Linked DNA regions of Homo sapiens: region 1 is linked to region 2. Evidence: chromatin contacts called from ENCODE Hi-C or POLR2A ChIA-PET data. All regions are on one chromosome and are shown on one strand. The core of a region is the stretch at or near the end of the contact, and the rest is flanking DNA. Distances in the headings are between cores, read along the strand shown. Region 1 holds the start of USP40 (ubiquitin specific peptidase 40). Region 2 overlaps DGKD (diacylglycerol kinase delta).

Region 1 (6,550 bases), core at 949-3,448, 140 kb after region 2:
TTAAATTTAGCTAATTTGGGTGGTGGGTCTGTTTCTTGCACACAATCCCTTACCTAAAATCTCTGGGTCTTTGGAATTCAGAATTTCCAGAGTTTATAAAGATAATATGAAAAAAGTGTTTTTTATATATATATAAAATGTTACATTCCCAGCAGGGTCTGGGCCAGCTTCCATTAATCAAGCAGATTAATATTCCTGTAATGAATGTATGAACATTCACCCACATGAGATAACTAAAAACTGTAAATAGCCTCACACCAGGTCTGGTTCTGAAGCCAAACAAGCTCAGGTGAGATCAGATGAGGGTGTGAGCTTTCCAGATTTCAGAAATGCGTATGAACAACTGTGCACCCATATAAATAATATGACACCCTTCCCCACTCCAAAAGGTAGATATAATTGGTTGGATAACTCTGGCTTAAGTGTTTGTTATTCTAGAGAAATCTTAAAACTCAAACAGTGTAACAATAATGAAGACTGATACTTATGACAATTGTCTTTACGTTGTACTTTAAATTACAGGAATTAAAAAAGAAATATATTGCTTTATTTTTTTACTAAACATTATTGTCATCACCCAGGATATATTTAAGATTAAGCTTCACATTTCTCTGCAGAGGGAATTACCAATTTATATCTTATATGTGCAACAATAAACACATACTGTAGAATATATCTTTAAGATAATTGGTCTATTTGTGATTTTGCATAATTAATTACATGTAAAGAAGATGGTACATATTGCTAGTTAAATGTACGTAACATAGCATACCTCTGAATTCAGGTGTGAAATGAAGAGTCTGAAGAAGGGAATTGAGGTAACAGGTTCCACCCTGATTTCTGATTCCGCTTAAATTGGTGAATTCTCTAGGAGCAGGTGGCTCCAAAGCTTTAGTCTTTAATTTCTTCCCTTTTCCATACTGATTATTAGACACAGTGGAATACTCCTCTTCAAACAGGTCCCCAAACATTGTGAAACTAAATACTACCCTTAAAAAAAGTGACATATAAATGCTTTTATTTTTAAAATAAATTTTCCCCAAATCCCCCTACCTTACACTTGGGAGTCGATTCTGTTGTTTCTTAGAACACAGGACTACTGTTTCTATGTACAGTAGTTGGGTTTTGGAGGCAGCAAGATCTAGATTTTTTTCATCCCTATCAGGACCCTAACTACCTGTGTGACCCTGGATATGTTAATCTGTTTTCTTATGTGTAAAATAGGATACCATCTGTCTCTTCGGGTCATTTAAACTATCCAATGACATAACGAAAGAAGGGCAGTTAGTGTACAGGGTTTGGCCCACAATAAGTAACAGCTGTTTTTAAAAAGGCACGTTCACATCACTAATTTTTTTAAAAAAGAAAACCTGTTGCCACAACTAATCCACTGCTGGGACGGCAAAGCCAACCCTAAATTCTGAGAATCAACTCTCTAAAATCTCTGCTTGTCACACCCTTCAGTACTATATACCAGATTATGACATTTAAATTAAACAGATCAAGTTAACTTTTTTTAGAGCACTTTAGTACAGTCCCGAAGCTGTTGGGCCGGAAGTCAGTTCACTGGGGAGGGAGGGGGGAAGGGGAGCGGAGGGCGGGGAAGACTGCCACTAAAATTATCAAGCCTAAAGGCCTTCCAGTATGTATCCACTAATCCCATCGTTAGCCCTGGGGGCCTAGGTGACTTCCCCAAGGTTTCACATCGAGTGTGGCGGAGGGTCACTTGGAGATGAGAAACGTAAAGCGCCTAGCATAGGTACCAAATGACAGGAAGCGCTGAAATGCAATTATTTTTCTTTTCCTCAGAAGAAAACTAAAAAAACACAACTCGAGAGTCTAGCCTCGAGCTCGTTGTCTGCATTCCTGAATTCCCAACTCCTACGGCCGGCCGAGGCCCTCCAAGCCACCACAGGCCCAGGGGCGCAAAAAGGCAGAGGTCCCCGTGGCCCGAAACCACTGCCCCGACTCCAGGAGAGCGCCGCGTCCTCAGGCAGGCCTGGGCAGCCTCTCGCCTCGCCCTCCTCAGACTGGGCCACCAACACTGTCCCTACGCTTCCCACGTCCCTCCCAGGATCCCCGGGCGCCAGCCGCACTTACTGCCTAAAGCCCAGACCCCCGCCCTGGCCAAAACGCGAAGCGAACGAACCCGCCCCAACTGGGCGCCGCCATGTTGGCGAGGGCGGGTCTCCAGAAAGTGATTTATGGATCGTGGACTATGCTTCCCAGGATGCCCCGCTGGAGCGCCGGCCCCTCGCACGGGGCCTTATGGGAAATGTAACTCTTCTGCTCCAAGAGTTTGGGAACTGGAGCGGGAGCGGGAGCGGGCAAGGTGAGCTCGCTTACAAGTCCGCTGGTGAGTTCGCGGGTCCACTCGGCCAGCGGACCACTCATTCGTTCACATTTATAAGATTATAGCTATATGATCTTATATAAGATTATAGCTATATGATCTTATATAAGATTATAGCTATATGATCTTATATAAGATTATAGCTATATGATCCTTATATAAGATTATAGCTATATGATCTTATATAAGATTATAGCTATATGATCTTATATAAGATTATAGCTATATGATCTTATATAAGATTATAGCTATATGATCTTATATAAGATTATAGCTATATGATCTTATATAAGATTATAGCTATATGATCTTATATAAGAGTATAGCTATATGATCTTATATAAGAGTATAGCTATATGATCTTATATAAGAGTATAGCTATATTATAGCTATATAACCTTATATAAGATTATAGCTATATAACCTTATATAAGATTATAGCTATATAACCTTATATAAGATTATAGCTATATAACCTTATATAAGATTATAGCTATATAACCTTATATAAGATTATAGCTATATAACCTTATATAAGATTATAGCTATATAACCTTATATAAGATTATAGCTATATAACCTTATATAAGATTATAGCTATATAACCTTATATAAGATTATAGCTATATAACCTTATATAAGATTATAGCTATATAACCTTATATAAGATTATAGCTATATAACCTTATATAAGATTATAGCTATATAACCTTATATAAGATTATAGCTATATAACCTTATATAAGATTATAGCTATATAACCTTATATAAGATTATAGTTATATAACCTTATATAAGATTATAGTTATATAACCTTATATAAGATTATAGTTATATAACCTTATATAAGATTAGTTATATAACCTTATATAAGATTATAGTTATATAACCTTATATAAGATTATAGTTATATAACCTTATATAAGATTATAGTTATATAACCTTATATAAGATTATAGTTATATAACCTTATATAAGATTATAGTTATATAACCTTATATAAGATTATAGTTATATAACCTTATATAAGATTATAGTTATATAACCTTATATAAGATTATAGTTATATAACCTTATATAAGATTATAGTTATATAACCTTATATAAGATTATAGTTATATAACCTTATATAAGATTATAGTTATATAACCTTATATAAGATTATAGTTATATAACCTTATATAAGATTATAGTTATATAACCTTATATAAGATTATAGTTATATAACCTTATATAAGATTATAGTTATATAACCTTATATAAGATTATAGTTATATAACCTTATATAAGATTATAGTTATATAACCTTATATAAGATTATAGTTATATAACCTTATATAAGATTATAGTTATATAACCTTATATAAGATTATAGTTATATAACCTTATATAAGATTATAGTTATATAACCTTATATAAGATTATAGTTATATAACCTTATATAAGATTATAGTTATATAACCTTATATAAGATTATAGTTATATAACCTTATATAAGATTATAGTTATATAACCTTATATAAGATTATAGTTATATAACCTTATATAAGATTATAGTTATATAATCTTATAAATATGAATGAATGAGTGGTCACATTTATAAAGATATAAGATTATATTTATATAATCTTATATCTTTGTCTTTCGTCTGTGAATCAAACTAATGGCATGTCAAAGTATTGTCTGGACAATCCTTTCATTCCATAGCTTCCTCTCCTCCTATCAGATCCCCATGAAATCTCACCTGCATTAGGATGATAGCCTTTTCAGTGGACTCCCGTTTTACACACCCCTTCCTGCACGTCACTATAAGATGCACTATCCATCTAAGGTGCACTTTGAGCTCAAACCTCTCTGCTAAAGAAGCTTCCACGATTTCTCAACATCCACTGTGGAAATTCTTTATTTTGATTCTTAGTTCGCTGATGGTCCCAACATTCTTTTCATACTGTATTTCTCACTACACACCTATTTACCAAAGTGCTTTCAAATGTGCCATCTATAAAGCTGCTAATCCCTGAGCCTTTAAGGGAAAAGATAAACACCAGCTGCAAGTCTTTTTGTTTTATGATAAAAAGCCCTGTACAACGAAAACACTTTTTCTGGTTTGGTTCCATGAAAACCAATGCTCTGTCCCTGAAGTCAGGAAGTACCTTGCCAGTAAGGGACTTCCTTTTAAATTGCTTTTGATATTGGACAATGTCCCTGGCCACCCAGAACCCCATAGATTCTGCAATGAGAGCACCAAAGTGGCCTCCTTGCCCCTAAACACAACATGTCTAATTCAGCCCTTAGATCAAGGGGTCATAAGGAACTTTAAGGCTCATTACGTACGGTTTTCTATGGAAAGGGGTGTCAACACTATGGAAGAGAATCTCAACAGGGAGAATATCGTGAAAGTCCAGAAGGATTACACCATTGAAGAAGCCCATGTTGTTACAGAAAAAGCTGTGAAAGCCATCAAGCCCCAAACAATACATTAGTGCTGAAGAAAACTGCGTCCAGATTCCAGATGTTGTGTGTGAGTTCACAGGATTTACAACAGCCTATCAAGGAAGTCATGGAAGAGATTGTGGATATGGCACCAAAAAAAAAAAAAAGAGGCATAAAGTGTTTGAAGATCTAGATCTTGGGGAAATTCAAGAGTTAATAGATACCACATCTGAGGAATTAACAGAAGATGACTTGATGGAGATGAGTGCTTTTGAATCAGTACCAGAGAATGAGGAAGAAGATATAGAAGAAGCACTGTCAGAAAATGAATTGACATTAGACAATCTTGCAGAAGGGTTCTGATTATTTAAGACTGCTTTTGACTTCTTTTACAACTTGGACCCTTCTATGATACGGGCATTGAAACTAAAGCAAATAGTAGAAGAAGGATTAGTACTGTATGCAAGCATTTTTATTTATTTATTTATTTTTATTTTATTTTTTTGAGACAGAGTCTTGCACTGTCACCTGGGCTGGAGTGCAGTGGTGCGATCTTGGCTTACTGCAACCTCTGCCTCCCAGGTTCAAGTGATTCTCCTGCCTCAGCCTCCTAAGTAGCTGGGATTACAGGTGCCCGCCACCACGCCCAGCTAATTTTTTGTAGTTTTAGTAGAGATGGGGTTTCACTGTGTTGACCAGGCTGGTCTCAAACACCTGACCTCATGATCCACCCACCTCAGCTTCCCAAAGTGCGGAGATTACAGGCGTGAGCCACTGCGCACAGCTCAGGCATTTTTAAAGAATTGAAAAAGCAAAACTATCAGACAGTAATTATGATGTATTTCCATAAAGTCAAACTGAGTGTGCCTGTCTCTCCTGCTTCCCCTTCCACCTCCTCCACCAATTCCCCCTCTGCCACTCCTGAAACAGCAAGACCAACTTCCCCCTACCCCCACCCCTCCTCAACAGCCCACTCAATGGGAGACAGTGAGCATGGAGACCTTTATGGTGATACACTTTCACTTAATGAATAGTAAAGATCTTTTCTTTTTCTTTTTTTCTTTCTTTTTTTTTTTTTTTGAGATGGAGTTTCACTCTTGTTGCCCAGGCTGGAGTGCAATGGCGTGATCTCGGCTCAGTGCAACCTCTGCCTCCCAGGTTCAAGCAGTTCTCCTGGCTCAGCCTCCCGAGTAGCTGGGATTACAGGCATGCAACACCACGCCCGGCTAATTTTTTGTATTTTTAGTAGAGACGGGGTTTCACCATGTTAAGGCTAGTCTCGAACTCCTGACCTCAGGTGATCTGCCCGCCTTGGCCTCCCAAAGTGCTGGGATTACAGGCCTGAGCCACCGCGCCTGGCAGTAAAGATCTTTTCTCTTCCTTATGAATTTTAACATTTTCTTTTCTCTAGCAGACTTTATTGTAAGAAAAATACAGCATATAATACATATATTACACAAAATATTTATTAATTGACTTTATGTTATTGGCAAGGCTTCCAGCAAACAGTAGGCTACTGTAGTTATGTTTTAGGGTAGTCAAAAGTTCTATGCTCATTTTTGACTGCACGAAGTTGGTGCCCCTAATCCTCGCTTTATTCAAGGGTCAGCTGTAGCAGCAATGAACAATTGAAAATTGGAATGAAAATACCACTCAAAATAGCATAAAAATATGAAATACTTAGGGCTAAATCTGACAAAAGATGTGAAAGACTGTACACTAAAAACTACAAAACTTTAATGAGTGACCTAAATACACAGTCAT
Region 2 (6,837 bases), core at 766-3,265:
TCAGGAGATTCCCCTCCCCCAGTTCCCTCAGCAGAGTCTGGCTACTGGCATGGTTTCAGGCTGACCTGTTAACCTTCCGTATGGCTAAACTACAAATATAGGGCATGGCTATATTGTGTGTGTCTCTAGTTCTGGCTTGGGCATGTTAGCATATTTTTGTGCCAAAACATTTAAAACATTCAAAAAGTAACACATGAACCCAGCTATGACTGCTTCCAGCCTGAGAAATAAACATAATAGATATAACAGAGGCACTTGGAATTCTCTTTCCTATCCTCGTTTCTTCCTGCTCCCCCTTCCCTGGGGGCATCCTAACTTTGGTGTTTGTCATTTGTTTTCATGTTTATATACTTTTTTGATAAGTGTGTGTAGGCATAAACAGTATATAGCATTGTTGAACTGGTTCTGAAATGTCGAATAAATGTTATCAGACTGGACAGCCACAGCATTACGCTTCCTGGATTTATCCCTGTGGCTACATCTAGCTTTAGTTAAATGGTTCAAGGTTTAATACAACTGATTCCTGATTCCTGGAGTTAAATCAGAATTTCTGGGGAACGAGGCATGAACCGCAGAGCTCCTGACAGGCGCGGCCTGAGTTGAGGCCCACGATGCTGGTTTTCGTGGCCTCTGTAGTGTTCCAGTACCTAAGACGTCCTGTTGTGGACGTACACTTTCCCAGATTCCCTGTGATCAGTAGTGCTGCTGTGAATATGCTTATCTTCGTCTTCTTGGCACATGGGCAAGAGTTTCTCTAGAATGTGTTTCTAAGGATAGAATTGCCAGGTGTGTGCATCTTCAGCTTGACTGGTGATCGTCAAATTACCTCCAGAACTATCAGCAGCAGTGGTCACGTATGAGTGATCTCATTTCTATAGTGTCTTTAAGTTTTTCTTTTTTAACATACCAAACTGAGGGCAAGATGAAGACCTCATGAGTGAGATAAGACATTGGACATTGCTGAGACTTTAATCGACACCGTGCCCTCAGCATGTCCACACGGACCTGCTGGCCCTGCCGCCACCCCAGCTGTAAAGCTTGCTTCCACCCACAGTGTCCCCTTCCTGGGATGGGAGCAGCACCCAGCCAGCTGCTCGGAGGTCACTGTGGACTCCTCTCTGTCTCACCCTGTCCCGTCTGCTGTCCTCAGAGCACATCCAGAGCCTGCCCACTCTCCTCACCATCATCTCGTGATGGGGTTACTGAGGAGCCTCCCAAAAGGTTTCCTGCCTTCTTTCCTGCATCTTACTGTCAGCTTTCAATAAAGCAACCAGAATGATGCTTTCAAAACTTGAGCTTGCATGGCTTCTTATTTTACGTGGAGTAAAAGCCAAAGTTCTTACACCTGCATGGCCCTCTGTGGTCCTGATGCTTGCAGGTTGGCCCCTGGCCCCCTTCCTGATGCCAGCCCCAGCCACGCACCACGCGCCTGCTTCTGCTCAGCCCTTCCCACCTCCTTCCTTGCTTCCTTCCAGTCTCTGGCTCCTTCCTCGCCTCCTCCCCGTTTTTGCTGTGGAGTCCCCTGGCCCCCAGACCTCTCTTTTCTGGTCTCCCGTTTTTCCATAGGGCTTGTCACCAGCTACTACTCTCCATGCTGTGTAATTCACTTCTTTAATAAGTCTTTAATTTACTGCCTGCATTCAAATGTAACTTCCGCAGGAGCAGGAATCTTTTCTGTTTGCTCAAGTGAAAGACTGCCTGAATTTATTTCTGAGGAAGAAAGAAAGAATTTGGAGCCCAATGATGAAGATAGCACAGGAGAGAGGAGGTGAAGTTGAGGGAGCAGTTTCTGACTTGGGAGGTTGGGGGGATGGGACAATTACTGGTCTCTGGGAGGCAGTGGCAGAAGGACCTTGAGGCCCCCTAAGTGTGTAGTAGGACCCCCGAGGGGCATGGCCAGTGGGCTGTGGGGCTGCAGAGGCAGCTTCTTTTGGGGCCTTGTCTTGGCACCATCTCGGCCACTCCCAGAGCATACATTGGTATTGCCGTAGTGGGTGCTGGGCTGGCCCGCCCCACCCAGGAAGTGCACTACTGTTTGAGGGCAGGAGCCTGCGATTCTGACATCCTCTCTTCATGGCTGAGCTCCTCAGGTTACATAGCTCCACTGATTCCTCAAGCACTGTTGTGTTTAGAAATGAAACCTTCCATTTCCAGGGCCCTGCCTTGTGCAGGCTCAAGTACCCAGGCCACGTGTCAGAGCCCATAGCAAAATGAGCAGCTCAACCGGAGGGCGTGGTCCATGACACTCCTGCGTGTGCTTGGACTCAGGCGCAGGGACAGGCGGGGCAGCTGGCATTTCTACCCACCCCTCCTGACATAGAGGACCTGGTCCTTTTCTTTGAGAATGTGTACCAAAGGTGTGTCGGCTGTGTCCACATAATATTTTCTTGGCGTCAGATGTTTCATGGGTTGCACTAACTACAAATACAGGACTTTAGATAAGATTACACTTTTAACTTGCGCTGCCCACATACGCCCTTGTCCTTAAGAAACACAGCATTGTTCTGGAGTTACTCCTTGGTTTTCCCAGTTTAAACTTAAATATTGTTGATGGTGGTTACTTATTTTTAATTAAAGCTTTTATTTTGAGATTCTTTGTACCCTTTACCCAGTTGCATGCAGTGGTAACCTCTTGCACAACTCCAGTACAATGTCACACCCAGGATACTAACCTCGTTACAGTGGAGATGGGTAGCCTCCAAGCCGCAGAGATTTTCCTTGTGCCCTTTTACAGCCTCACACATGTCCCTCTGTAACCCCTGGCAAACACTCATCTGGTCTCCATTTCTATAATTTGGTCTTTTCAAGATGTGATATAAATGGAATCTTATAGTATGTAACCTTTGGGGTTGGATTTTTCACTCAGCGTAATTCCCTGGAGCCTCATTGAGGTTGATGAGTCTTATCAGTGGTTGTTCCTTTTTATTACTGAGTAGTATTCCACGGGTGTACCACAGTTTGTTAATCATTTACCCCCTGAAGGGCATCCGAATAGTTTCCAGCTTTTGGTGATCATGAATAAAGCTGCTGTAAACATTCCTGGGTAGGTTTCGGTGCAAACATGAATCTCCATTTCTCTGGGATAAATGCTGAAGAGTGTAATTGCTGGGTCATATGCTAGTCACATGCTTGGTTTTTTAAGAAACTGCCAAACCGTTTTGCAGAGTGGCCGTAATGTTTTACATCCCACCCAACAGTAAGATCCACTTTCTCCATATTCTCTCCAGCAGGTGGTGTTGGCACTAGTTTCTGTTGTAGCCATCGTGATAGGTGCGTAGGGCTCTCTGGTTGTGGTTTCAGTGTGTTTCTCTGATGGCTAAGGATGTTGAGTATCTTCTGTGTGCTTATTTGCCGCTTGCATATCCTCTTGTGCTGTCGGGGGTGAGGACTCATTTCCAGGTGGTATAGGAGACATCCCGGCTCTCAGCTTGGCCTCCTCTGGATACTCTGTTAGGTGAGTGCTGGAGTGCCTAGCTGCGGCCTGGGAGTGGGGTGGGCATGGTTTTTTCTTGTGGCGCTGGCTGGAGTAAGGTGGGTGTTACTGCCGTTGTCAGTTTCTGTCTTGTCTGACTGCCCCCTTCCTGGATCCTTGGCCTGGAAGAGCAGGCTTTTGTTGGGGCTTTCCACCCACCCCCCCAGTATCCATCACTGTTTTCGGCTGCTGCTTCTTTAGCTCCAAGTCTAGGGTATACCAGGTAAAAAGAAAACCCAGAGGGCCACCACAGTGTCATCCCTTTGGACAAGACCCTTGTCAGGCTGCCATCTTCTCTCTACCTTTCAGGGTCTTTTTGTGTTGATTTTCTGATGCCCATGGTTTTCAGTTCTCAGTGAGAGGAGTGGGGAAAAGTACCTCCCTGTCATCTGAATTTGGACCCGTGAAAAGTGAAGAGGGGGTCCATTCAGAATGTTGTGCCTCTACCCATCCCTGCTCGCTCGTCATGACCGTTGGACCGTTGTGGTCCCCGGGCCTCACATTAATTACTCTTAGGCCCTTTTGGTTTGGCCTGTGGTTTCAGCGTGACACAGTTTGCTGGACTTTGATCTTTTTTGTCATTTAAAGTGTCATTTATGAATGAGATCCACGTCCAGATCCCTGCATGTCCAAATTCATGGTTAGAAATGGTTGGACAGGACATAGCCATTTGGGTGCTGTGATTCAGCCTGATGTCAATCAGTGAACTGCCTTTGTCATTATCCTCCAGATCTTATTTCTCCACCTTCTATTTTGAACTCTTGGGAAACCTGGTCAGAGTGGGAGGGACAACTAGTCAGATGACTTAATGAGATGTTGGTATCGTCCTTGTGCTGATCCTCCAAGCCAGTCACCCTGCCAAAACGGAAATGAAATGTGCCAGACACCGCTTGTACTGAGTGAGCTTGGGAGAGCTCGTGGTGAGTGCCAGTTGCTTCCCTGCCTCCGGCCCACTGGCCCTGGTGTGAGGCACCACCCAGATGAGGAGAGGCTGCGGGATGGAGGTCCAGGGCTCCGCCTGGAGCCCCCCTGCCTGGTGTCCTGGCCACATCAGCTCATTTGCTGTGGGACTGTGAGCAGGCCCCTCAGCCGGGTTCGTCAGGTTGTGGAGAAGCTGAATGGAGCAGATAACCTGGAAAACACGCGGTGGATTGCCGAGACCTTCTTTGTGCCTCGCCCATATTAGCCAAACTGTCCCTTGTTCTATCAGCTGCCATGTGTGTGTAAGCCAGAGTCCACCCTCTTTTCCATTTGAGAAATCACGTCTGCATGTCTCCAGTATGTCTCCTTTTTCACCATGATTTCTCAGAGATCACTCCCTGCGGTTTAATAACCCCCTGGGCTAATTCTTCCCAGGACATGGGAGGACATTTTGTCTGGCTTGGCAACTCATTTAGAGTAGCAAGGTATTTTCTCATTTCTCTTGGAAAATCATGTACTTGAATCAAGAATAGAAGCCAAAATTGTTCTTTCAAATAGAATTTTAAAGCTTTTTTTTTTAATCCTTAACATATAAACGTAAGACTTTATTTTTATTTATTTATTTATTTTTAAGATGGAGTCACACCCTGTCGCCCAGGCTGGAGTGCAGTGGCGTAATCTTGGCTCACTGCAAATTCCACCTGCCGGGTTCACGCCATTCTCCTGCCTCAGCCTCCTGAGTAGCTGGGACCACAGGCGCCCGCCACCACGCCTGGCTAATTTTTTTGTATTTTTAATAGAGACAGGGTTTCACTGTGTTAGCCAGGATGGTCTCGATCTCCTGACCTCGTGATTTGCCCGCCTCAGCCTCCCAAAGTGCTGGGATTACAGGTGTGAGCCACTGTGCCCGGCCGACTTTATTCTTTTTTAATAGCTCATTTTTGGATTGGCAACACATGCAAGTGGTACAGAAATCTTAAGGCTAAAAAGATATAAAGTGTTTCCCAGCCACTCAGAGGTCCTCTCAGTTAGAGGTGACTAATATTAGTGTTTTCTCTGTACCCATACTCTTCCTGCAATTGGCTTTTATCTATTAACAGTGTGTCTTAGAGGTTGTTCCATATAAGAACATGTAGAGTAGCTTCAGGGGTTTTAGTGGCTGCATAGTTTTCTGTTATATGAATGTACTGTCATTACTGTAGCCAGTCTCTACCAGCCTTATATTGATCACTATTTGTTTGGTTTCAAATATTTTGTCTTTATAGTGAATGCCGCCACAAATAACCTTGTATATACAGTATGTGATTTCTCATGAAGATACAGGAGAGGATAAATTTATAGAAGCATGGTTGTTGAGACACAGGTGTATATTTTCAAGTCTGACAGATTTTACCAAATGGTTTCCATAGAGGTTGTATTAATTTTTGCCCCAGTGTATGAGAATCAGTAGACCATATTATAAAACATTTGATCTCTGTGAATCTGGTAGGTTAAAAAATGGGATCTCCTAATTTTAACTTGCATTTGCCTTATAAGACAGCGTTTTTTCATAAACGTTGAAAATCCATTTCTAACACTGTTTTAACATAGTGCTGCCAGACTCTCATATTCATGCTTCATATTTCATATTCATATTCATGTTTCCACCTTTCTCTCCCTGTCTCTTGTACAGTTATTTTCTAACCAGATTTTATGCAGGAGTCTGGGCAGCTCTGCACACTTTTCTTTTGAGTTATGTGGTTATGTGTTTTTGAGAAATCCCAAGTTCTGTATCCTTTTTGACTGAGGTGCAGCATTCACATGGAGGAGTGTACTCATTACAGACGCACAGCTTGATGCATGTTCCCGACCACGGAGAACACTGCAGCCCCCGGAATCCCTCCTGTGTGCCCCTCCTGTCAAAGCAGCTGCTAGGAGAAGCTAGCATCTAATACCATAGATTAGTTATGTCTGTTTTTTTAACTTTATGTAATGCATAAGGAAATTACACAGAGTATATGTCGTCTTGTGTCAGGCTTATTTCTTTCGCTGTTGTAAGATTCATTACATTATTGCTTGTCTCCCAATGTATGAGTATACTACAGTGTATTCACTGTAGGCCTGTTTAGAGTAGTGATGCTATGAACATTCTCGTATGCTTTGATGAGGAAGGTATGCGTTTGCATTTCTGTGGGATGCGTGGGTGGAATTGCTGAGTCACAGGGTATATACAAGTTCAGCTGTTTTCTGAAGTAGTTGCACCAAATTGCACTGTCACCAGCACTTGATACTGTCTGTTACAGCTCAGCCATTGTGAGAGATGCATCACCCTGTAGCTTTAATTTGTACTTCCCTGATGACTAATCAAATTGAGCACCGGGTCATGTGCTTTATTGGCCATTTGTGAAATAGCTATTCAAGTCTTTCGTCCATTTTACTATTAGTTTGTCTGCTCTTACTGATTT

What was found. A loop is a pair of places that touch in the nucleus more often than their neighbours do. ChIA-PET counts read pairs that join two places held with the same protein, here RNA polymerase II (POLR2A). Pooled maps may share reads with other maps.
Region 1: a loop to region 2 is called in a map of naive thymus-derived CD4-positive, alpha-beta T cell, with 2.1 times the contacts of the local background. The contact joins the promoter of USP40 here to the enhancer-like site in region 2. A Hi-C loop is called at or near these places in 1 of 168 maps with a recorded cell type or tissue (naive thymus-derived CD4-positive, alpha-beta T cell) and 8 of 50 pooled maps. POLR2A ChIA-PET finds 5 or more read pairs at or near these places in 2 of 52 experiments (A549 and PC-9).

Annotation. Positions count from the first base shown.
Region 1 is chr2:233,564,584-233,571,133 of GRCh38, forward strand. USP40 (ubiquitin specific peptidase 40) reads right to left here and starts at 2,199. Exons shown (of 32, transcript NM_001365479.2): 1 at 2,101-2,199; 2 at 773-990. The coding sequence starts at 971.
Region 2 is chr2:233,420,181-233,427,017 of GRCh38, forward strand. The region is part of intron 3 of DGKD (diacylglycerol kinase delta); the gene reads left to right. Among named protein-coding and RNA genes, the nearest start is that of DGKD, 69 kb to the left of the region's middle. RefSeq lists enhancers at 2,008-2,157, 6,055-6,837, 6,523-6,817. Within about 2 kb of position 2,016, at least 20 of the 41 ENCODE cell types and tissues checked have a DNase peak (open chromatin) inside an H3K27ac peak, as active enhancers do; they include PC-9, where a contact is called at or near this core.